Regions from separate parts of the Homo sapiens genome. Here all the other regions are linked to region 1. A link is a loop called in an ENCODE intact Hi-C map of the cell type or tissue named here. Cell type or tissue: CD4-positive, alpha-beta T cell. All regions are shown on one strand. Each heading gives the region's core, and the rest is flanking DNA. Links, peaks and the distances in the headings are about the cores only. Region 1 holds the start of PRDM4 (PR/SET domain 4). Region 2 overlaps WSCD2 (WSC domain containing 2). Region 3 holds the start of RIC8B (RIC8 guanine nucleotide exchange factor B). Region 4 holds the start of LOC124903009 (a long non-coding RNA gene).

Region 1 (5,941 bases), core at 1,018-5,017:
AAGTGCCACCATGCCTGGCTAATTTGTTTTTATTTTGCAGAGATGGGGTCTCCCTATGTTGCCCAGGCTGGAGGTAGGTATTATTCTTAATCCCACTTTAAAGATGAGGAAACTTAAGATTCAATGATGCTAGGAAACTTAACCCAGAATCACATAACCAGTAAGGAGAGCTGGGATTTAAATTCAGAACTAATTTAAGAAACCAAAGCTCTTAACTATAGTAAGAAAAAGACAATTACAATAAAAGAACTATATTGCCTTTTACACAGTTGCAATACATTAGGGCCTATCTACTTATATTGTGGCGTATATTTAAAGTTCCACATAGACCTGTTTCTTGCATTATTAGGTTTCACCCTTATCCCTGGCCATGGATCCCATAAAACTAAGCTCTAAGACATCAATAAAATGTAAAAGGCCAACCTAGTACCTTGTATAGAACAGACATTCTGAATTTTCTTATTTTATCGGATGGAGCTATGCAAACTCATCACCCTTACCAGAAAGACAGCTAGAAGCACCTGGCAAATGAGGTACACCTTATGAAGAACAGCATGCTAATAACAGTTTTTATTATGCTATAAAATAAAGCAGCCCAGGTGTGGTGATTTACACCTGTAATCCCACACTTTGGGAGGCCAAGGCAGAAGGATCGCTTGAGCCCAGGACTTGGAGACGTCCCTAGGCAACACAGTGAGACCCCTGTCTCTACTAAACATTTTTTTTAACTTAGCCAGGCATGGTGGTTCGTGCTTGTGGTTCCAACTACAGGGGAGGCTGAAGTGGGGAGGTCGGGGCTACAGTGAGCTCTGCCTGTACCTCTACACGCCAGCTGGGGTGACAGAGTGAGACTGTGTCTTAAAAACAAAAAAAGCAAAAAATCCCTGTAGCCTAAAGAAAACATATCTACCTTAATTTTGAAAGTTGCTGGGCTTGAGTTGGTTTAAAACAGACTTTTCCCTAACTCTTTATAGCTACAACCATAATTAAAACACTACAATCACTACAGCTGTAACAGCCTACTTAACAAATTGGTTACAATATTTTTTTAAAAGTACAACTACAAGTCTGCACCTTCAACTCTCATTCTGAAAATTCCTGAATATTTATTTAATTTCAAGATAAAAATCAGCATGGTGTTTCTAGGTTGACTCCTAGGCCTTCTCAAACCAGTTCAAACCAGAGTTTAATGCGAGAGGCTCAGCAGATTTCTGCTTTGTTGTGAGTCACTAAAACGTGATGACCTCAGCAGCCATAAACCAAAGGTAATGAGTATCCCACAGAGAGAAGGCAGATGAAGGGAATGTACAATATGATCCTCATAAGACTTTCTCATTCTAAAATGCAGTTCTATTCTCATTTTCTTTCTCCTATGAGATTCTAAGAAGCAATCCCGGAAGAAGGCAAGAATCAAGATACTAAGCTCTATCTTCCCTACTCATTTAGGGTAAAATAATTTCCTACACAGTTCTACAGTTTATGTGTGTGTTTCTAACTGACCTATGCAACCATCTGCCAGTTGCTGATTTTACACCTTTTTCTTCGCATAAAATATAATAAACTAACTGAAATGCAGCCACTTTGAAAAATGCAGTGGGGCTTCAATAATTTCAATGAATTTGTGCCTTATCTTCCTTATTCTAAACATACGGCCTTTGAAAGGGCCTTGAAAAAACAGCCAAATGCAACAATTTCTGTGGCCTGCTTCTGTACTTAAACATCAGCATGAAGCTTGCAGAATTAAGAACTTAATTCCCTCACTATCGTCCCTGCCATACCAGCAAAACTCAAGGTGAAGCATAATAAGATAACAATACACGTTGGAATCCGGAAAAATATATTAAACGCTCAAATAACTGAAAGACACAGGAAAAGGTGTCAACAAGCCAACAATAAACGTGTGGCTACTGGGAACAACTTTCCACATGTGGAGTAAATTAGGATGCATGAGATTACATTCCACCCAACACTAGTTTCTGGATTTGTTTCCTTTGCAAATCACACCTGTAACCTTCTCAATGGCACCAAAAACAACGGCACTGACCCTGGACACTCACTCGCCAGAGTTTCCAACGATGTCACCAGTGCTGAAGCCCACCTCCCTACTCACCTGTGATGCATCGGCTTGGGGCCAAATATCAGAGAAAGGAGCGCTCGGGTGGTGGGGAACAGGCATCAGGGTTTGCGTTCCAGGGTCACGTGCTACCACATCTTGCTCACAACCGCTGCACCGACGCGGCCACTCGTCCCCGGGGTCGCCCGGGGCCGCCCAACTTCTCCCGAGGGCCGGTGGCCGTGCACCCCGCCACGGGTTGGGGCATCTCGGGGAACACCTGGGGCCTTCCGTCCAGAAGCTTCGGGAAGGGGGCTGCCCAACCTGGGGGAGTGGGGACAAGAGCGGTCACCAAAACCACAACAAGGTCGCAGCCCCCATCCCAGCTACCCGAAAGCCCCAGGCGCTGCCGACACCGCCACCCAAGGGCTGTGGATTAGCCCGCCCGCGGCCCGCAGGCCGGGCCGCCGCGCCCCGCCCCGCTCCGGCCGGGCCCGCGCGCAGCCCACCTGCCAGCTGCGCTGGGGGCGCACGCGCCTGCCCCACTGCTTTGTTCCTCATCCGGGCAGAGTTCGCCTCGGGGCCCTGCCCGTCCGCTCGGCCCCCTCACCCCGGGGGCCGCTGCCCTAACGTTTCCCGTCCCGCCCGGCCCTTCCCGGCCCGCGGCCTCCTCTGGGCCGCACCCTCTGCGGCGCGTTTCCGGATCCTCAGCCACTCTCAGCGCCCGCCGCTCCGCCCCTCGTGCGTGCGCCCTCCCCGCCGCGGCCCGCAAGCGGCGCCCGCGCACCGCGTCGCCCTTCTCCCAGCCCAGGCCCCTCCGCGCGTGCGCACGGCAGAGGCACTGGCCGCGAGAGGCTCGGCCGGGAGTTCCGCGTCTCCATCCGGCCGGGTAGAATCGAGCGCCGAGCGATCGGCCCATGGTTGCTAGGCGACCAGGGCTGCTGTTCCTGCAGGGATTGAGTTTTGAATCCCCTAAATCCCGCAGACTCAGGATTTCGTCTTCATGACATTCCCCTACTAGAGAAGCATGGGTCCACACAAAGCCCCCAAAATTCGAAGTATGGGATTTGGCCCCGAGGGTTGCCTCTGCTGCCCAGGAGGAATTGGGATTCTATCCTGAATATTTTCGGCCGTCTGCTACACCTGAAGGCTGCCCAGTTTCCCTGCTTCCCGTCGTAAATGCTGGGGTTTGGGATTTTAAACAAAATTTCCTTCCCCTTTTCTCTGCCCTCAGTTCTCTACTGCGCGCCAGGCACTGTGCCTAACGCTAGGAGTACCGAGATGGCTTTAAAGGAAGGTGGTCCCAAGCTCCTGAGCAGTAGACGTTGAAATTACACCACACTGCCTGGTGGCTCCCTTACACCAGCAGAACAGCAGACCCAGGAATTCTTCCTGTCATTCACAAAGCGTCTGTTGAATTACATCTCAAACCTAGGGATACAGAGCAAGGCACAAGCCCTGACCTTCACCTGCCTGCAGTCTAGTGGGAACTGATGAATTTTGAAAATTCAGTCTAATGTGAAAGGGTAGAGGCACATGCAACCTTTTGGACGAGAGCTGGGAGGGGTGTCAACCCCCATAATGTTTCCCTTCGTTTACTTCTCATGGGGGGAAAGCACATTCCAGATGAGGAAACTTCACTGAACATTGGCAGGCAGGTCACATTGGTTTTGCTCTCTGTTGACAACAAATAGAAATCTAAATCAAGAAGGTCATCATCTCAACTGAGAGACAGTATTCCCTGAAATGCCACTTCAAATCTGGAGCCTAGAGAATGATGATGTATCTTATTACCGGCCGAATGCTTTCACTAGGTTTGGGTTTGGATGTCTGTTCTTTTGGAACAATTTTATTAAGTTGAGAGGTGAACATAAAAATCAGGTCACATAAATGTAAGAGCTAAAACCATAATACTTACAGAGGAAAATAAAGGCAAAAATCTTTGTGACCTTGATAGGACAAAAAAATCACAAACTATTAAAAAATTGGAGCAAGTGCAGTGGCTCTCTCCTCAGCACTTTGGGAAGCTGAGGTAGGAGGATCGCTTGAGCCCAGGAGTTTGAGACCATCCTGGGCAACAAAGTGAGACCCTGTCTCTACAAAAAATAAAAAAAATTAGCTGGGCATGGTGGTATGCACGTGTAGCCCCAGCTACTTGGGAGGCTGAGACAGGAGGATAGCTTGTGCCCAGGAGTATGAGGTTGCAATGAGCTAAGATTGTGCCACTGCACTCCAGCTCAGGTGACAGAGAGAGACCCTATCTCAAAAAAAAAAATGACAAATCGAACTTCATCAAAATTAAAATGGTTGATCTTGAAAAGATACTGTCAACAAAATGAGTCAAGTGAGAGACTGGGAGAAAATATTTTCAAAACAAATATCTGACAAAGGATTTGTATCTTGACTATATAAAGAACCCTTTAAACACAATAATAAGAAGACAATTAAATTTAAAAACTTAGGCAAAAATTTCAACAGCCATTTCACCAAAGAAGCTATATGGATGGCGATTAAGCACACAAAAAGATGTGCAGCATCATTAGGTATCAAAGAAATGCAAATCAAAGCACAATGAAGTGATATTACACACTTACTAGAATGGCTTCAATTAAAAAGACCAACTATAACAAGTGTTGGCACAGATATGGAGCAACTGGCACCCTCACATTTTGTTGGTGGGAATGCAAAAAAAATGCCACAGCCATTTTAGAATTTCTTTCTTTTTTCTTTCTCTCTTTTTTTTTTTAGACAGAGTTTCACTGTCACCCAGGCTGGAGTGCTGTGCTGTGGTCTCAGCTCACTGCAGCCTCTGCCTGCTGGGTTCAAGTGATTCTCCTGCCTCAGCTTCCCCAGTAGCTGGGATTACAGGTGCTCACCAGCATGCCTGGCGAACTTTTGTATTTTTAGTAGAGATGGGGTTTCACCATGTTGGCCAAGCCGGTTGCGAACTCCTGACCTCAAGTGATCCACCTGCCTTAGCCTCCCAAAGTGCTGGGATTACAGGCATGAGCAACCATGCCTGGCCAGCAATTTCTTATACCTCTTATACCATCCAATTCTCCACACTCCTTAGGTATTTACCAAAGAAAAATAAAAACATATGTACAAAGACTTGTACGCCAATGTCCATAGCTGCGTTATCTGTCATAGGCCAGAACAGGAAATGACCCAAATGTCCATCAACTGGTAAATGAATAATGATAGTGTACAGTATCTATACAGTGGAATACTCAGAAATAAAAAGGAACAAGCTGTTGATACATGGATGGATCTCAAAGACGTATTATGCTAAGTGAAAGGAACCAGACACAATAGACTACATATTATGAGTCCAGGTATGAGAAATTCTAGAAAAGGCAAAACTGTAGTAATAGAAAGCAGAGAAGTGATTGTCAGAAGTTGGGAATGGGTTGGGGGATGAGATTGCCTACAGTGGGGGCATAAGAGAACTTTTAGGAGTGATGAAAATGGTCTTGATTGTGGTAGAGGTTACACAATTGTATACATCTGTCCAAATTAATCAAATAGTAAACTTGACATTGGTGAATTTTATTGTATGTAAAAATACCTCAAAAATTCAATTAAAAAATTATGTCAAGATTAACAAAAATTGAAGTGTTCTGACTCTACTCCCCAGACTAGGCCCACTGTATGCTCTCTCATAGTACCTATCTTTATTGTAATTAATTGTTTAATTTTCTATTTTGCCAAATACATTTTAAATTTTGGGGAGAAGATTCATGTCTATCTTATTTAATGCTATACAACATAGCACTATACCTGGCATATATTAGATATTCAATGAATTTCTGATGCCTGAGGGAAAGTCAAACTGGCATAATTTGAAGCCACACATATTGACTCATATATCTATTTACTTGGAGATGT
Region 2 (5,941 bases), core at 1,269-5,268, 430 kb after region 1:
GCTATTTCTCGGTGAAGCTTGGGTGGTCTGGGGGTCAGTTGGTCGCTGGGCCTGCCCAGTCCCTCCGAACTGCCTCTGCCCCCCAAGTCAGGTGCTGGGGATTACAGAGAGGGAGTCAGCCCCCTACCCAGCCTCACAGGCTTCCATTCTGGCCTACCCTAGCCAATAGAACCTGGAAGGGGGAGGCATAATTTTACTCCCAGGGGAGGTAAGGAACCACAGGGCAGGCTATGCCTCTGTTTTTCTTTCCCCTGCAGGCAGCTCTTCCCCACCCATCTTCAAGTTGGCAGCTCAACACCAGAGCCTCATTCTGGTGCTAAAAATAGTCTGTGTTTAGACACTTTGAGGCTCCTGCTGGAAACATGAACTGCAGTAACCAAATGCTGCCACTCCCACAAAGGGGGCCTCTCAGCCTCCTCCCTGTGGAAACTCATGCCAGCCCTGGGGGGGAGGCAGAGTAGAGGTCGTCCACCACATTTAACAGATGGGGAAACTGAGGCTTAGAGAGGTGTCACATAAAATAAAGGGGGATGAAGTCGTGATAGCCAGCCCTGTGGATTGTCTCATCGAATCCTCCCCACACCTCTGGGAGGGGCATTCTATGGTTGACTTAACTTTATAGAGAGAAGATGGCAGCTCAGAGAGATGAAGTCCCCTGTCTGGACCTCACACCTGTAAGTGAATGACAGGAGGGGATATTAATACAATTATAATCCTCAACATGCTATGAACAAATAGAGACAGAGAGAAGTGGGTTGCTGAAGGCCAACAGCCCCTGTCTCACCCAGGGTTGTAGACACATTATCTGTGGATTGTGAAGAAACATCACACCTGCCTTGCAGCTATCCCAGAGGGAGGAATATGGGAGAACGTATTTGTAAAACCTTCAAACACAGTATCCAGCATATAGTAGGTATTCAACAAATGCAGTTAGTTTCATTTCCCCATTACCTTTGAGGCAGAATTTCTCTCTGGAGAGAGATAGCAGAAAGGGACAATGACAGACTAGAGAGAGACTTGGAGAGACAGAGATGGAGAGAGAGGCAGGAGAGAGAGAATGACAGATGGATGTGGGAGGCAGGGGAGTCTGGGATACCTTTGAGGATATGGGGCTTTGGCTCAGCCGAATCCTGGAACCCTTGAACCCCAGAACCACCCAGTGCTGAGTAACACAAATGCTACCTCCACAGAGCCCTGGATTTACAGTTCTCCAAGGCTGTCACCTGAGTGTTTTGGCCAGTGTGTGAAGCCATGGTTGTAGGTGTAAGCCCTGGGGGGATGAACCTGACTCTTTTTACTCATTTTTCTCTACCAGTGTTTCTTGGGACCCTCCTATGTATCAAATAGCCTTATCCCCTCCATGGGGCTCAGCTTCCAGGGGGCTCTTCCTCTGGGCGAGCCCCTGCCTCCTCCTAGCACCGGCAGGATGCTGTGGGATGGCTCAGGTCAGCACCTTCCCTCCCCAGGAGAAAAGGGAGCTCTGAAAGTGGGGGGTGGACACAGCCCCTCTCCACACGGTCCACATCCCTCCGGCAGATCTCCTTCATTTTCCACATCACCCATGCCTCAGTCTCATTCTGTTCCCTGCCAGCCCCTAATGAGCTCATTATCCTCTTAAAGCCCCTTTCGCACCCACTTAGAGAAGAGATGTGTTGGAATATGAAAGAACGAAGAGGGAACAATGAAAAAGGACTAGACCCAGAAATATCCTGAGAGAGGCAGAAAGCCACAGGGAACACTACAGCTGAAAACTTTGCTGTCTCCACGACAGCAAATGTGCTGAGGTGGCAAATGGCTTTCAAGTGTCTCACATGTGCCCTTGAGGGGCGGAGGTGGGGCTTATCTTGAGCATCTCCTATGCATCAGGTATTCCTCCTACAATGTTTAATTCAGTCCTTCCAGCAACATACTTTTTAGGGGAGAAGTCAAGATCCTTTAGGCCACTTTACAGGTGAGGAACCTGAGTCTTGCTGAGAAGGGATGTCTTGCCCCAGTCACTCACCTGGGGTAATGGAAGAGGCAGGATTTGAACCCAGGTCTGTTTGCCTGTGGAGTCCACCTCTGTTCTTGCCTGAGTGCCTCTGGAAGGGCTGGTGTCCCCTTGCCCATCCCACGAGGACTGCTGGCTTTTTCTCATCCCATCCCAGCTGCAGAAACATCTGGCACGTGTTGGCACGACCATGAAACCTCAGTGGATTCTCATGTGTGTTTTTAGAACACAGTCCCAACTCCTGAGCTTGGCATCCAAGGCTTCCCATGGTCTGGCTCCTGCCCACTGCTTGGCTGTGTTCCCAGCCCACAGTCCCCCAAGCTCCTTTGTTTCTTACCCCTCAGTGATGCACCCTCATGTGGGCTGTTCCTCTTCCCTGGGCTAACCTTCTGTTGCTCCTTCACCCAGAGAATTTTGACTCCTTTTGCAAGACCTACTGGCTCAAAGACTCCTCCCTGGGGAAGCCCTCTATGGTTCCCCCAGGCAGTTGCAGACCCTCACTTCCCTGGGCTCCCACATTCCATGGCTTCTCAACCCAGGGTCCAAACCCCACCCTGATATTTTAAGCCAAATTCTGGGAGCTTATGTGCAAGGGCTTTTTTTTTTTCTGGGCATATATCTATAGTTGTCATGAGATCCTCAAAGAGTTACAAGACCAGAATAGACATACGGTTAGGAATATAGGCTTTGAAATCAGGTGGCACTGGGTTTACCATCCTGCTGCCACTTACTAGCTCTGTGACCCTGAACAAGTTACCTAATCTCTCTGATACTCATTCCCCTCTTGTGTAAAAATAGATATAGGTCTCCCTCATAGAAATGTTTAAATGAGAGTATGTATATGTGTAGAAGAATGTCTGGCATGTATTAACTGTCCAATAAACATTAACTATAATATTGATTGCTGTATCCTGTACACACATCTACTATGGGATTTATCATAGTCTGTCTAGCATAGTGATTGTTTACATTGCTTTCTCCCTCAGTTGACTCTGAATTCTCTGAAAGCAGGGACTGTGAATTATTTATTCCTGCATCTCAAACACACACATAGTAGGCAATCAGCATATGTTTTTAAATAAATGGAAGAATGAGTGGATGACTGGATGGGTGGAGAGTTGGATGGATGGATGGATGGGCTGCTATAGTTCAGATGGATAGATGAATGGATGTATAGTTGGACAGATTAATGAATAGATTAATGGTAGGTGGATGGATGGTTCAATGAATAGATGGGTAGGTGAACTGCCGGAAGGCAAATGGATGGATGGATGGATGGATAGATGGATGGATGGACGGATGGGTTAACGAATGGATGGGTGGGTGGATGCTGGATGACAGACAGATGAATGGTTGGATGGATGGATGGGTGGATGGATAGAGGGTTGGCTTAATGACTGGATGGGTAGGTGGACTGCTGGATGACAGACGGATGGATAGATGGACAGATAGTTTGACTTTACAAAGGCATGGATTTTTGTCTGTTTTGTTCACTTATTTATTCCAAGTGCCTACGAGGGTGACATAGTATGTGCTCAGTACTTAGTTCTTGAATAAATGGGATGGCAGACTCTACCTTAAACCACAGTTAAATGCCCACACTACTGTCTGGATTAGGAGAGTATGTTACAATTTGTATCTTCCATTGGCTGACTATGGAATCTCAGGCGTTGGCTAAGATGGTCATGGGGCCCCCTGCTGGTGGTAATATGAAAAAGCATTGGCTAAATGGGGTTTTCTGTTTTCTAATTTACATTCTATTTTTCCTCTTGACTGATGATCCTGAACATTTACTCATAAAGCTGTGGTACTCAACTCTCTGTGCTCATTACCATTATCTGAGAGCACCTGGTTACAGATGTGGGTTTCCCCCTCAACCAGACATTCTGGTTGGAAAGGTTAGGAATCTATATTCACCAGGCTCTCAGGTGATTCTGAATCAGTTGTTTCTCAGACCCACACCCGGGAGACCCTGACAAAGGGTGAGCCATGCTGGTGACCGGGAGGCTGTAAGGATGGGCTACCGTCTGGGGGGCTGTCTCTGAATTCTCAAGTGATGTCCAGACTATGTGGGAAAGAGGCAGAGTCAAAGAGACACTGGTTAAGAGCTGTGATTTGCGATTTGGACTGTCCTGGGTCCAGATCCCAGCTCCATCACTCACCAGCTGTGTGACCTCCATTTCCTCATCTGTAAAGAAGAGAAATAGTTACCTCTCATAGGAATGTTGGGAGCAATAAAGGAGACAAGTGTAGATGGCTGGGCACAAAGCTGAGCACATGGTAGACACTCAATAAACACTGAATGGACAAATATGCTGCTAAATAACCCTACTTTCCTTCTTTTTCCTTTTCCTTCTTGGATAGAGGAGAGGGGCTATGGATTTTATTTCTCCCACTAGAATGTGAGCTCTATGAAAGAGGGGATTTTGCCTCTGCCGCTCACAGCTTAATTTCCAGCACCTAGGACAGTGCCTCACACAAAGTAGGTCTCACTGAGTGTTTGTTGGGAAAAAAAATGAATGAATCTGGTCTGGTTCAGAATTGCCCAGGTTCAGCAGGTAGTTCAGCAAGGACCTTGAAAGTACTTTTCAGACTTAAGGTAATCCTTGGATCAGTATATATTTGACAAATATATAGGAAGTATGGAGCAAAGCAAACCACTGGCCCATAAGAACCTGTGCTTGTCCAAGACAAAGTTTGTCCCCAACTAGGGCCCACTAGGATCCAGGTCCCTAAATTCCCAGTTTGGTGTCAAGAAAAAGGCAGTGTTCTAGAAGACTCAGGGATGCTCTTTATCTAGCACTGCTCTTAAACTGTTTCATGCCATTGGTGGTTTCCTCCTCTCTCCGGGCCTCTGCATTTCCCTGTAGGATGCTCAAGAACCCTGTGGGTTCTGTGCTTTGGTGAAGGGGCTTCTCATGCCTGTGTCTCTGCTGTTTTGCAGGTGGCATCCCTGAGTCCTGATGCCTGACTGGATGGAGGCCCACCAGCTTCTGTTCCCATGAGGTAGAAAGGCCAAGCTTGGTCTTCAGCTGGGGAAGAGGCCAGAAACAAGGCCCCCAGTGAAATAACCCAGATCCATTGGCCTGAGGAGCAGAGAAAGGGCAAGAAGTGAACTGCAGCTGCTGGTAACCCTCAGAAACCTTCTCCAAGTGCTATTCTCACAGTTCTTTAGGAACACTCTGAAGTGAAGAACAATATGTAGGAAAATGGGACCAACTTATGTGTGTTCTGAGCCTCAAAACCCCCTTGTTGGCCCAAAGAAGCTCACCTTCAGTTTGGGAGGGCTGGTAAGCTCCATCCTTTCTCATGGCCTCAGCCAAGCATTGAACTTGCCCTCCCCTTCTGGCCTTGGTGATCACTTTTTCAGGAAGAGTGAGACTGAGGACCCCCAAGTGTTCCATCCCTAAGGAAAGCTTGGGAAACCAAGCCCCTTCCATCCTCTCCCAAGCACCCCAGCCAAGCCCCAGAGAGCCAGTCCGGAATGATCCCACTATGGCCAAGCTCTGGTTCAAATTCCAGCGGTACTTCCGCCGGAAACCTGTGCGCTTCTTTACCTTCCTGGCACTCTACCTGACTGCTGGGAGCCTTGTCTTCCTTCACTCTGGCTTTGTGGGCCAGCCCGCTGTCTCGGGGAACCAGGCGAACCCCGCTGCTGCAGGAGGCCCAGCTGAGGGTGCTGAGCTGTCCTTCTTGGGTGACATGCATCTGGGCAGAGGTTTCCGGGACACAGGTGAAGCCTCAAGCATTGCTCGCAGGTACGGACCCTGGTTCAAGGGCAAGGATGGGAATGAGAGAGCCAAGCTTGGCGACTACGGTGGAGCCTGGAGCCGAGCCCTCAAGGGGAGGGTTGTCCGGGAGAAGGAGGAAGAGCGAGGTAAGAGCGAGGAACATCTGGACACTGAGGGGCTGGGGAGAAGGGAGGAGATACTAACAATGTAATAACAGCTG
Region 3 (5,941 bases), core at 1,103-5,102, 990 kb before region 1:
TTTTCCGAGAATCACAAAATTTTAGAACTGAAAAATTTAGAACTGAAATAATATCTGGATCAATCCCTTAGTTTAACAGCTAAGGACACTGTGGGACAATCCAGCTATTATTTCAGTTCTAAATTTCTAAACCTCAAGAAAGGCTGAGTGAGTGGCCTCACATAGTGAGGTGGTGGTTGCTGAGTGACAAGTCATATCTTGAATTAGTGGAATTCTCTGAACTCCAGTTCTGGAGCTGTAGCCAATAGACCAAACTGCCAAGGCTTTAAATTCTGCTTTCTTCTAAAGAAAATGTATTCAAAATATTATAACAGTTGAATTTTAAAAGCTGTTAGCACCAGGTACTCATTAAAGACCTTCAGTTTGGCACATTCCAACTAGCCCATTGTCATGGCAAGAGGAAATGCCACAGCAGGATATATCAAAGTCCAAAATAAATGACTAGTATCTATTTGCAGGCTTTTTCATTGGCCCTAACCTGAAAGTCCATAATATTTTATGTTATCAGAGCCCAGGGTGCTTCTAGCCCTTAACTATACCACTTATTAGCAAACTTCCTTGCTTATGAGCCAGCTAATCAATACTCTGAACTTCCCTTTTCTCTGTAAAAAAGAAAATAGTGCCTCTTATTGATCTTGCAATTTCAGCTATAGTAAGGATTAAATCAAATAATCTATGTGGAGATATTTTAAGAATTTAAAATCTCTATCCATAGATATATATAGGATTACTATATTACTGTTTGTAAGAGCAACGACTTGTGAAAAAATATTTGTTGCTTTGATTACCAAGGCTCTAAATATTAATTCCTTGCTATCATGCCACTCAAGCATCACCAGGAAGTGAAGTCAGAACAGGACTAGAGTCTCTAGTCCCTGAAAGTATCCCGTAACTAATATTCAAGGAGGTAAAGTGATGTAGTGACCTAGGACTCAGCTAGTCTAGGCTCCATTCCCAGAGTCTGCTATTGACCTTGGACAAGCCACTTAATTTTTCTGGAACCAGAGTCTCGTCAGTGGTCAAAAGATGACTTGAATTAGAGTCAAAGATCCCTTTGAGTTACAAAATCAGAATATGAACATTTAATTAAAATTACTAAAGTACAACTTCCCAAGTCATTAATTCATCTCGTTTTACATTTTTTAAATCTCTTTTTAGAAGTACAGAGTTGGAGACTAAAAACATAGCCTATTTCTGGCAAACAGACATTTCAAAGACATGTGTCTGAAATGTCAGAGACCTTCTAAAAGAATTCTAAAGAGAAACATCTCTACGGAAATAAGATACTTTGTGCTCGTTTAATATCGTCTCTGGGAGACCCTTGCTCCAAAAATAAATATATGGATACCCCCAAAGCACTTAATTCTGTACTGGACACAGAGCAGGCACCCAAATACTTTGTTAACAGCTCTCAGTTTTTGTCCCAGTTCTTGTTACTTAACTCATCTGACCCTGTTTTCTTATCTATAAAGTGGGAACAATACCTTCCCCAATGATCCATTGAGATTAGAAGTATTAAAAAGTTCTGTAAACTGTTAAAAACAATTGCAAGATGTTACTATTAGCTTAGAAAATTAGCTAACTATTCCATGACCTTACTAAAATGTGCTTTTTGGAGAGATGGATTAAAATCTTTCTGACTTAATTTATTACAGAGCACCTACCCCAATGCCTGACTCAAATATGCTCAATAAATGTTTGCTGCATGGAAAGTATAATATACAGAAAGACCAAAAGCTCCATAAACTCAGGTCCCATGTTCGTTCTTATTTCCGAATTCCCAGTATCTAGCAGAATATCTACCACAGCATAGAAGAAATTCAATCATTAGATAAATAAACTTTTGCCCCCTCTAGTTCCTCTTCAGCACAGCTCAAGAGGGAGAGACTGGTAGGGGAGACATCAAGGATGATTATGGGTAAAGGCTGCTTGGAATGGAAAACTTGAAATTACTTGGAGAATTCATCCACTTTCCATCAAAAAAAAGCTTGGGAGAGCAGAAAGAGCACAGGCTCTGAGTTCAAATTCAGTTTCCAAAAATCTGCAATTTTGATAAATTAACCAACTAACCTCTCCAAGACTCAGTTTCCTCATCTTAAAATGAGAATAACTCATATGGGTGCTCACTAGAATGGAAGCTCCATGAAGGCAGGGACTTTACTTTGGGCCCACTGTATCCACACTGCATTTAACAGCACCTGGGCACAGCACAGGCTCTCAAATATTTGTTGAATGAATGTGTATGAAATTGATTGAGCTAACACAGGTGAAGTATTAACAGAGTGCCTGACACGTAATTACCACCGGGGCAATGGGAATCTTTGTCATCACCACCACCGCTACTGTATCGGTATTATTACAGTTCCCGGAGGTCGTAGAGCGGCCGCTTCGGGGGGAAAGGCCTGGTTTCAAACCTCGACTTTCCCATTCTCTGGCCGTGTGACTTAGGATAAATTACTGAAACTATTCGGGTTCCTTTTTATTTCCACAAAAATTTGTGTTGGGAGAATTAGAGGATATAGGGAAATTACCTAAGAGAGTCTGGAGCCCCGGTGGCACGAGATGCATGCTAGAGATTAGTATTAAGGCAGAAAATCGCCGAGTCCTCTTTTATCCAGATAACTGCCTTCAATTATTTCCCACATTACTGTAGCTGAGTACATAACAAGAACGCAAATAAGGGTGGAAGGAATTCCCGAGACCGAAACCGCTAAATGAGAAAAGGGAATTAAACCGTGCTTGACAGTTCCCACCAAGGGATGGCAGTTTCCGCGACCGTCGGCCAGTCCAGCCAGCCCAGCCAGCCGAGACTGAAGCAGGACAGTCAGCGACATAACGAACAAAACCGAAGCAGACGCTTAGACCCTCCCTCTAACGGTCTCCCCGCCGCTGGCCTCAGGCGGCCGCCAGACTCCCGTTTCCGGCCCTCGCGGTACCACAGTTCCCAGCATGCCCTTGGCGGGAATTCTTTCCGGCTGGATGACTACCAATCCCAGCATGCCATTCGGCACGCCAGTAAATTAGATGGAAGAGCGGGATAGCCCCATTGCATGCAGGGAATTGCAGTCCATTTAGCGGCTGGTTCATAGATGGGCGGGGAAGAGCCGGGTTGCTCTAGTCCTTTGAGAATGATTCATAGAGGAGGGTCAGGAAAGAAGAACGGTTCAGTCTGTGAAAGCCCCCTTAAAAGACTGGACAGTTCTCCGAGGGAGGGAGAGGCAGGAGAGCAAGCAGGGCCTTGGGCCTGACTCCGCCTCGGTCCGCTAGCCAGGCCTCGACCGAGTCCTGGGCCTTGTCAGGGGCGGCCGTGAGGCGCCGGTTGCTGGGGGAGCGGTGACGTCGCGGGGTGAAAGTTGAGGGGCGGTGACGTCGGGCCGGCCCGGGCGGAGGCTGGCGGGTTGGAGGCAGGACGGAGGGAGGGAAAGAGGGAAGGAAGGAAGCTGGGAAGGAGCGAGCGGGGGCGCGAGGCGTTTACCTGGAGGCAGCGGCTTGGGCGCGCAGAGCGGCCGCGGCTCCCCCGCACCTGCGGCCATGGATGAGGAGCGCGCCCTCTACATCGTCCGGGCCGGCGAAGCAGGGGCTATCGAGCGGGTCCTGAGGGATTACAGCGACAAGGTAAAGAGTCCTGGCCCCGGGCGTGCGGTATCGCACCCCCGGGCCGCCCTCCGTGCTTGCACATCGCATCCTTCCCCACCCCCCTCATTCCGGGGATGCGCATTGCTCTCCCCCGAAAACGTTTCCGGCTTGGGCATGCGTGTTTGTGCCCCCAGCCTTTTCCATCCATGCATCCTGCATCCCACTACCCCCACTGTAGCGCCCACTCCTCTGATTCCTGGCCCAGCAGCTTGACCTCCGGTCCTCCTCTCAAGCGTGCAAGTCACACCCCCGGAATCCGTAGATGTGCATCTGTGCCCCGTGCCCCACTCCTGGATGCATAAATGCATGAGAGGCTTCCTCACCTGTATAGCATAAAAATACGTGCTTCCCTGCATAAACACGGCCCTTGACATGCATCAAATGTATCAGCAACGATGGCAGTTTCTATACGTTTAGCACTGTACGGTTTTCAAGGCATTGATGTCTCATCTATGGTCTCCTTTGATCCTCAGAGTGTTTATAGGGTAGATGGTATCATCCTCCCCATTTTATAGATGAGGAAACCGAGGTGCAAAGAGCTGAAATCACGCCCAAGGTCATGGACATATAATGTTGTAAGTGGGTGGAGAATGTAACTCCTAATGATACCTGTTATTTGTATCGCATTAACAGCTTTCCTATCCATTATCTTATTTAATCTTACAGCAATCCTGTGAGGTATTATCTGCATTTTGCAATTGAGACTCTAGATTGGTTAAGTAACTTGCCCAAGGTCATACTTGGAGCTGGTATTCCAGTTTAGTTCTTTCCACTTCACAACTCTGCGTAAAAGAGTATCTTGTTATAAATCCCAGTCACTTCTCAGAACCTCTTTCCAAGAACCGTTAGCTCTTCATTACTTTTCCTTCCAGGAATTTTACATGCTCACTTCAAAAGATAGCCTACCACACCTTTATCCTTTGGTTTAGAAGACTGCTTTATAGGAATGACTGGCGACTCCCTTCTGTGAAAACACACCCAACACCAAGTCACAACCTAGCTGTTAATGTTTTTCTTTCTTTTGCCCCCGTACATCGTCTCCCCTTCAGTGTTTGCTTTGTGTCCACCACTGCATCCATCCACTTTGTATTACTGACAATTGGTGTCTTATTTTTGAATCTTTTCCACCCGGGGCAGAAATGGCATACTGGTGGCTGAATTCCCGTTTAATCTTCCCAACAACCCTGGGAGGAGAGTGATGGTATTCCCCAATTCACAAATGATAAAATTTAGAATGATAATGTGGTCCCAAGTCCACACAGCCACTGAGAGATAGAGCTGAGATTTGAATTTACGTTGTCCAACTCCAAGTCCAGCGAGCGCTCTTTCTGCCGTACTGTGTTGCTTTCCTTGGGAAGATTCATAGGTTCTATCTATTCATATCTTAGCTCCTTCACTTTCTGATACACTTTATTGTTGAACATGTCTGCCTAATTTAGGAATAACTCATTCAATGCATAGTTGTACATATTGTGGAGATTATGATTTAACCCGATTTATTACTGCTTTCCAGAAAAGATATAAGGCAGCTTCAAACTGATTTTCAGAAGCAAGAAATGCAAAGAGAACTTGGCCATTTGTTGAATCAACTAATGTTTATTTAGCACTTACTATATGCCAGATACCCAGCAATAAATAGGAATTTGTTTCTGTAGGGGAGGAAGGAGGAAAAACCTTCAACTGGATATAATCACGTTCTTTAATATTTCTCCTTCCCTTTATGGCTAAACTAATTAGACTCCAGATTTGCTTCCTCCAATTTATCTCTTCTCATTGGTCTCCCTCCAGATTGGTATCTACTTACCACTCCTGGCCAGGTGCTGTCAGAGCTTAAATCCTGAACATCTCCAGCTCCCCTTTTGTATTGGGAATGTTTTTAAGGTTGTTTTGCATGGTGTGTCTTGCTTAAGGTGGTATCTGAAGTGTTTCAAAAGATTCCCAAACCCTTGTAATTTTGGGATCAAGCCTGAGAGTGCTCTGACTAGATGTGAACTGGGTCAGTTAGCTCTTTCAGAAGAAAGCGCTCCCTTCTTTTTTGGAGACAGGGTCTGTATCTGTCACCCAGGCTGGAGTGCACTGGTGCAATCACGGCTCACTGCAGCCTCCATCTCCTCCCCCCCACCGACCCTCCCAAGTAGCTGAGACTACAGGTGCGTGCAACAGCACTGGGCTAACTTTTTAAATTCATTTTTTGTAGAGATGGGGTCTCACTGTGTTGCCCAGGCTGCTCTCAAACTGCTGGGCTCAAGCAGTCCTCTCACCTTGGCCTCCCAAAGTACTGCGATTATAGGTGTAAGGTACTGTG
Region 4 (5,941 bases), core at 892-4,891, 660 kb before region 1:
CAGCGACAGTGAACTGCAGGCCATGGCATCCCTTAGATATATGATGCCCTTAAATTCATTCAATGATTACTTTTTGAATGAACTAGGCACTGTTCAAAGCACTAGAGATACAGGAGATACTTAATAAAACAGACTAAAACCCCACCCCTCCTGGGGTTTACAATTTGTCTCTTAACCTTTGCTGTTTTTTCCTCTATAAAATACTCTTCTTTGGAATCCAGTACTCAATATTACCACCTTTGAGCTACCTAGGATATTTCTACGCATCCCTTTAGACTCAGATGAAATAATAACTAATTTCTGAAAGTATTCCTGATCCCTAGGGCAAATTTAGGACCTCCCTGGGTTCTCCAAGTATGTTTCTGTTACATCACTTTTCACACTACCGTGAAAATTAGTTGAAAAGTGCCCATTCCTAGCAATACCAACTCAGTAATAGTACTTATTATCATAATAATGTGCCTCTGATTCCCTCTGAAGTGTGATTTCTCAAGGACTGGGTCTGTATTCAGTTTTCTTTTGTTTTTATTTTTTGCATCAACACCAGAACAGAGCCTGACATAGGCAAATGCTTATTTAATGAATGAATGAGTGAGTGAGTGAGTGCTGTTGGCCACCAGTGTGTTTGGCAAAGTTAAAAGAAAGAAGGAGATGGCAATTCTTATTGGTTGAATTGTGTGTCCCCAAAATCATATAACTCTCAATGACTATAAATGTGGCCTTATTTGGAAATAAGGTCTTTGTACATGCTCAAGTTAAGATGAGGTCATTAGGGTGCACCCTAATCCAGTGTGATTGGTGGCCTCATATAGTGGAGAAATTTAGACACAGAAATACATATACATACAGGGAAAATACCATGTAAAGATTGGAACTGTGCTGCCACAAGCCAAGGAACTACTGGAAGCTAGGAGAAAGACCTGGAACAGATCCTTTCTTAGCACCTTCACAGGACTGTCGCACTGCTGACACCTTGATTTTGAACTTCTGGCCTCTAGAACTGCGAGACAGTTAGTTCCTATTGTTCTAAGCCTCCCAATTTGTGGTGCTTTTTTACAGCAGCCCTAGCAAACTAGTGCAGCAATAAAGTAAATTCAATACTCTAGAGAGCCAATCTGTCTGAATAGTCTTCCCTACTTCTGCTTCTGTTGCCACAAGAAGTATATATCAGCCTTTCTTTGGTTCTGTAAGAATACTTTTAAAATTATATATATGAATGATATGGTTTGGCTGTGTCCCCACACAAATCTCATCTTCAATTGTAGTTCCCATAATCCACACGTGTTGTAGGAGGGACCCGGTAGGAGGTAATTTAATCATGGGGGCAGTTACCTTCATGCTGTTCTCATGATAGTGAGTGAGTTCTCACAAGATCTGATGGTTTTATAGGGGGCTTTTCCCCCTTTTGCTTAGCACTTCTCCTTCCTGCCTCTATGTGAAGAAGGTTGTGTTGGCTTCCCCTTCTAGCATGATGATCAGTTTTCTGAGGCCTCCCCAGCCATGCTGAACAGTGAGTCAATTAAACTTCTTTCCTTTATAAATTACCCAGTCTTGAGTGTGTCTTTATTAGCAGCATGAGAACAGACTAATATAGTAAATTGCTACTGGGAGGTGCTGCTATAAGGATACCCAAAAATATGGAAGCACCTTTGGAACTGGGTAACAGGCAGAGGTTGGAATGGTTTGGAGGGCTCATAGGAAGACAGGAAAATGTGGGGAAGTTTGGAACTTCCTGGAGACTTGTTGAATGGCTTTGACTAAATTACTGATAGGGATATGGACAATGAAGTCCAGGCTGAGGTGGTCCCAGATGGAGATGATCTTTTTGGGAACTAGAATAAAGGTGACTTTTGCTATGTTTTAGCAAAGAGATCTGTGAAACTTTGAACTTGAGAGAGATGATTTAGGGTATCTGGCAGAAGAAATTTCAAAGCAGCAAAGCATTCAAGAGGTGTCTTGGGTGCTGTTAAAAGTATTCAGTTTTATATATTCACAAATAATATGGCTTGGAATTGGAACTTATGTTTAAAAGGGAAGCAGAGCATAAAAGTTTGGAAAATTTGCAGCCTGACAATGTGATAAGAAAGAAAAACCTATTTTCTGAGGAGAAATTCAGACCAGCTGCAGAAATTTGCCTAAGTAATTTGGAGCCAAATGTTATTCTCCAAGACAATGGGGAAAACGTCTCCAGGGCATGTCAGAGGTCTTCACAGCAGCCCCTCCCATCACAGACCCAGAGGCCTAGGAGGAAAAAATGGTTCTGTGGGCCAGGCCCAGGGCCTTGCTGCTTTGTGCAGCCTTGGGACTTGGCGCCCTGTGTTCCAGCTGTGGTTAAAGGGGGCCAACGTACAGCTCAGGCCATGGCTTGAGGGTGCAAGCTCCAAGCCTTGGCATCTTCCACATGGTGTTCAGCCTTGACAGAAGTCAAGAATTCAAGTTTGGGAACCTCTGCCTAGATTTCAGAGCATGTATAGAAATGCCTGGATGTCCAGGCAGAAGTTTTCTGTGGTGGCAGATCTCTCATGCAGAACCTCTGCTAGGACAGTGCAGAAGAGAAATGTAGGGTTGGAGCCCCATACAGAGTTTCCACTGGGGCACTGCCTAGTGGAGCTGTGAGAAGAGGGCCACCATCCTCCAGACCCCAGAATGGTAGATCCACCGACAGCTTTCACCGTGCACCTGGAAAAGCTGCAGACACTCAACACCAGCCTGTGAAGGAAGCTGGGAGGGGGGCTGTGTCCTGCAAAGCCACAGGGGCATAGCTGCCAAAGAGGTGGGAGCCCACCTCTTGCATTAGCATGACCTGGATGTGAGACATAAAGTCAAAGGAGATCATTTTGGAACTTTAAGGTTTAATGACTGCCCTATTGGATTTCAGACTCATGTGGGGCTTGTAGCCCCTTCATTTTGGCCAATTTCTCCCATTTGGAATGGGTATATTTACTGAATGCCTGTAACTCCCTCCACTGTATCTGGGAAGTAACTAACTTGCTTTTGATTTTACAGGCTTATAGGTGGAAGGGACTTGCCTTGTCTCAGGTAAGACTTTGGACTTGGACTTTTGGGTTAATACCTGAATGAGTTAGGACTTTGGGGGACTGTTGGAAGGGTATGATTGTGTTTAAAAATGTGAGGACATGAGATTTGGGAAGGGTCAGGGCTGGAATGATATGGTTTGGGTGTGTCCCCACCCAAATCTCATCTTGAACCGCAGTTCTGATAATCCCCATGTGTTGTGGGAAGGATCCAGCAGGAGGTAATTTAATCATGGGGGCAGTTACCCCCTTTCTGTTCTCATGATAGTGAGTGAGTTCTCTTGAGATCTGATGGTTTTATGAAGGGCTTTTCCCCCTTTTGCTCGGTACTTCTCCTTGGTGCCTCCATGTGAAGAAGGGTGTATTGGCTTCCTTTTCCACCATGGTGGTCAGTTTTCTGAGGCCCCCCACAAGCCATGCTGAACTGTGAGTCAGTTAAACCTCCTTCCTTTATAAATTACCCAGTCTCGGGTACATTTGTATTAGCAGTGTGAGAACATACTAATACAATGAAAACCCTGGGGAGGATCCCCTGAGCCCAAGAGTTAGAGAGCAGCCTGGGCAACATGGTAACACCCCATATCTACAAAAGATACAAAGAAATTAGCCAGGCCTGGTCCAGCTACTAGGGAGACTGAGGTAGAAGGATTGATGTAGCTGGCAGATGGAGGCTGCAGTGAGCCAAGACCATGCCACTGCACTCCAGCCTGGGTGACAGAGTGAGACCCTGTCAAGAAAAGGAAAGGAAAGGAAAGGAAAGGAAAGGAAAGGAAAGGAAAGGAAAGGAAAGGAAAGGAAGAGGGAGGGAAAAGAAAAGAAAAGGAAAGGAAGAGGGAGGGAAAAGAAAAGAAAAGGAAAGGAAAGAAAAGGGAAGAAAGAAAGAAAGAAAAAGAAGGGGGAGGGAGGGAGGGGAAGGAAGGAAAGAAAGAGAAAGAGAGAGAAGGGGAGAGGGGAAGGGAAGGGAGGGGAGGGGAGGGGGATTAGGGAGGAGAGGGGGAGGGGAGGGGAAGAGGAGAGGAGGGGAGGGAAGGGAAGGGAAACCCTGTGTTCACTGTAAAGTGTTAAGCAAATATGGGTCATTTTTACTGATGAGGATAAGCCTTGGGTCATCACCACACTTAGCCTCCCCTCGCCTATGCAGCAGATCTGGTATACAGAGCTGTGCCTTCACTTGGATTGCTTCATTCTTCAGGGCCCATTATTGTACTTTTTAAAATACAATGTTTTGTGTTTCCTTTTAGGCAATTTGAAAGTAAGCAGATTGTGTCTAAAGACATAAGAATTGTTTTCAAGCATCCAAATGAAACAGTGGGAGGTGCAGAGAATATTGATTTGTATAGAGTTGACTTACGTTTGTGGATTTTTCATTCAATAAAAACAGGTTTTTTTTTTTAAACAGCTGTGTGGGGGTGTGTGTATAACTTTCATTTAAACATAAAATGCTAATTTATTATAAAAGTGTCAGTAGTGTCAACTGCACATTCCTCAAATACTGAAGGGTTTTTATGGCATATAAATGATTTAGGGGAGGAGGGTTACCATTTAATACTAGCTATGGCTTTTGAGCACCTACTATGTGCAAGCTTATTTGTATAGATTATTAATCCTAGTAATCTTAATTATGCAGTTTATTAATATTTAATAATTATTTAATAAGAATCTGTGCCCAGTTTGCTGTTGAAGAAACAGAAACTCAGAAACACAAATACATAGTCAAACCCGTTGAAAAACTAATACTGTTTTTGGATCCAAAACTCTTTCCTTAAAATATACCATCCCTCACTGACACACACACTCCCATTCTTTTCAGAGTGAATATTATGTATAAAGGGGGAAAGAAGAGGTGGAGGCCATTGTTAGGAATCATTTTTGAAATTCTGGTTGGCTCCAACATTGTGGTGGTAAGAGAGTACAGGACTAAGAGGAAGAGAGCAGTTTGTATCTCAGCTTGCCATTAAATTAGTTGATCATCTTGAACAAGTCACCCAGGTTTTCTTGGCCTAATTCATCTATAAAATGAGGGAACTGAACTACATGATTTCTAAGTTTTCTGTGCTATTTTAAAATTCTATGAACGTGACCCTGCTGTGAGCTCAGAAATATATGAGTCCTGTTAAAGGTTCTTTTAACTGCCAACAATGTTAGAAAAATCAATGTATCCTTGATTTCATGAACACTCTTGATAAAAGTGAGTCAGATCTCTAAATCAAAAGCCTGTGTTGTCTCTTGAACCCATCTTGCAGAGGTGATTTTTGGCATCTGTTAATACACAAATAATGAAGGAGTAGACAGTCTGTTCAGCTCGTTCAATCCTGATATGATGTGAATGTTGGCTGAGTATCCTTCACACTGGAGTCTTTGGGGGATTGAATTTAAATGTGTTAAAGGGTGATTTTTTTTTTAAGACAGGGTCTCATTCTGTTGCCAACGCTGGAGTGCAGTAGCATGGTCATAGCTCACTGTAATTATTTTTTAAAGGTAAGTTATGACTTTTTTATGAATATAAAATGAACATGTCAAAAATTTCACTTAACTCACTAATTAATGAAGGAACCCATATGATGTTACAATGGATTAAACGGAGGATCCAAAGAGCAGTTACACAGATAGGCCGTCATGCATTTAAAATGAATTTGCTTAATATATGTGAAACTGACTTCTTCCACAGAGGGGTAGGGGAATGGAGATCAATTGTACTTTCACAGGACAGCATTCATTTGCATGTCCAAGGACAGGATTCATTTGCATTGCTATCAATTATCTGCAATTTACAGAGTTATAAAATAGCTCAAATATAGCAAAAAAAAAAAAAAACTAAAATGATAGGCAGAGAATAACTTGAAGGGTACACTGGTCAAGAGACCTAGTAATCTTTTTCGACTATTTCAAGATCATCCAGAATTTTT

What was found. Hi-C counts contacts between places; a loop is a spot of excess contacts. Peaks named below come from ENCODE experiments on the same cell type or tissue, not always from the same donor. Only the 100,000 strongest peaks of a DNase experiment are listed, where the experiment ranks them.
Region 2: it touches region 1 in a loop (6-fold over the local background); 8 of 110 quality-filtered maps call a loop at or near these places.
Region 3: a loop joins it to region 1, with 7 times the contacts of the local background. A loop is called at or near these places in 5 of 110 quality-filtered maps.
Region 4: it touches region 1 in a loop (5-fold over the local background); 8 of 110 quality-filtered maps call a loop at or near these places.

The regions. Positions count from the first base shown.
Region 1 is chr12:107,758,395-107,764,335 of GRCh38, forward strand. PRDM4 (PR/SET domain 4) reads right to left here and starts at 2,743. Exons shown (of 12, transcript NM_012406.4): 1 at 2,563-2,743; 2 at 2,111-2,377. The coding sequence starts at 2,121. It overlaps PRDM4-AS1 (PRDM4 antisense RNA 1), which reads left to right. Exons shown (of 5, transcript NR_120474.1): 5 at 1,378-1,574. RefSeq lists silencers at 2,294-2,403, 2,454-3,033. In CD4-positive, alpha-beta T cell, for the core only: no CTCF peak of the experiment used is centred there; DNase peaks (open chromatin) are centred at 1,227, 2,207, 2,867 and 3,337; H3K4me3 peaks cover 2,552 bases; H3K27ac peaks cover 1,029 bases.
Region 2 is chr12:108,190,348-108,196,288 of GRCh38, forward strand. WSCD2 (WSC domain containing 2) reads left to right here. Exons shown (of 9, transcript NM_014653.4): 2 at 4,935-5,867. The coding sequence starts at 5,486. LOC124903077 (a long non-coding RNA gene) reads right to left here. Exons shown (of 3, transcript XR_007063583.1): 3 at 615-672. Among named protein-coding and RNA genes, the nearest start is that of WSCD2, 64 kb to the left of the region's middle. In CD4-positive, alpha-beta T cell, for the core only: CTCF peaks have their summits at 3,670 (motif pointing left) and 3,875; a DNase peak (open chromatin) is centred at 3,684.
Region 3 is chr12:106,771,215-106,777,155 of GRCh38, forward strand. RIC8B (RIC8 guanine nucleotide exchange factor B) reads left to right here and starts at 3,468. Exons shown (of 10, transcript NM_001330145.2): 1 at 3,468-3,615. The coding sequence starts at 3,532. LOC100287944 (a long non-coding RNA gene) reads right to left here and starts at 3,617. Exons shown (of 4, transcript NR_040246.1): 1 at 3,476-3,617. RefSeq lists enhancers at 2,617-3,168, 3,939-3,988 and a silencer at 3,379-3,608. In CD4-positive, alpha-beta T cell, for the core only: no CTCF peak of the experiment used is centred there; DNase peaks (open chromatin) are centred at 3,027 and 3,327; H3K4me3 peaks cover 2,046 bases; H3K27ac peaks cover 1,342 bases.
Region 4 is chr12:107,094,432-107,100,372 of GRCh38, forward strand. LOC124903009 (a long non-coding RNA gene) reads left to right here and starts at 3,005. Exons shown (of 2, transcript XR_007063445.1): 1 at 3,005-3,039; 2 at 4,277-4,431. In CD4-positive, alpha-beta T cell, for the core only: no CTCF peak of the experiment used is centred there; no DNase peak of the experiment used is centred there.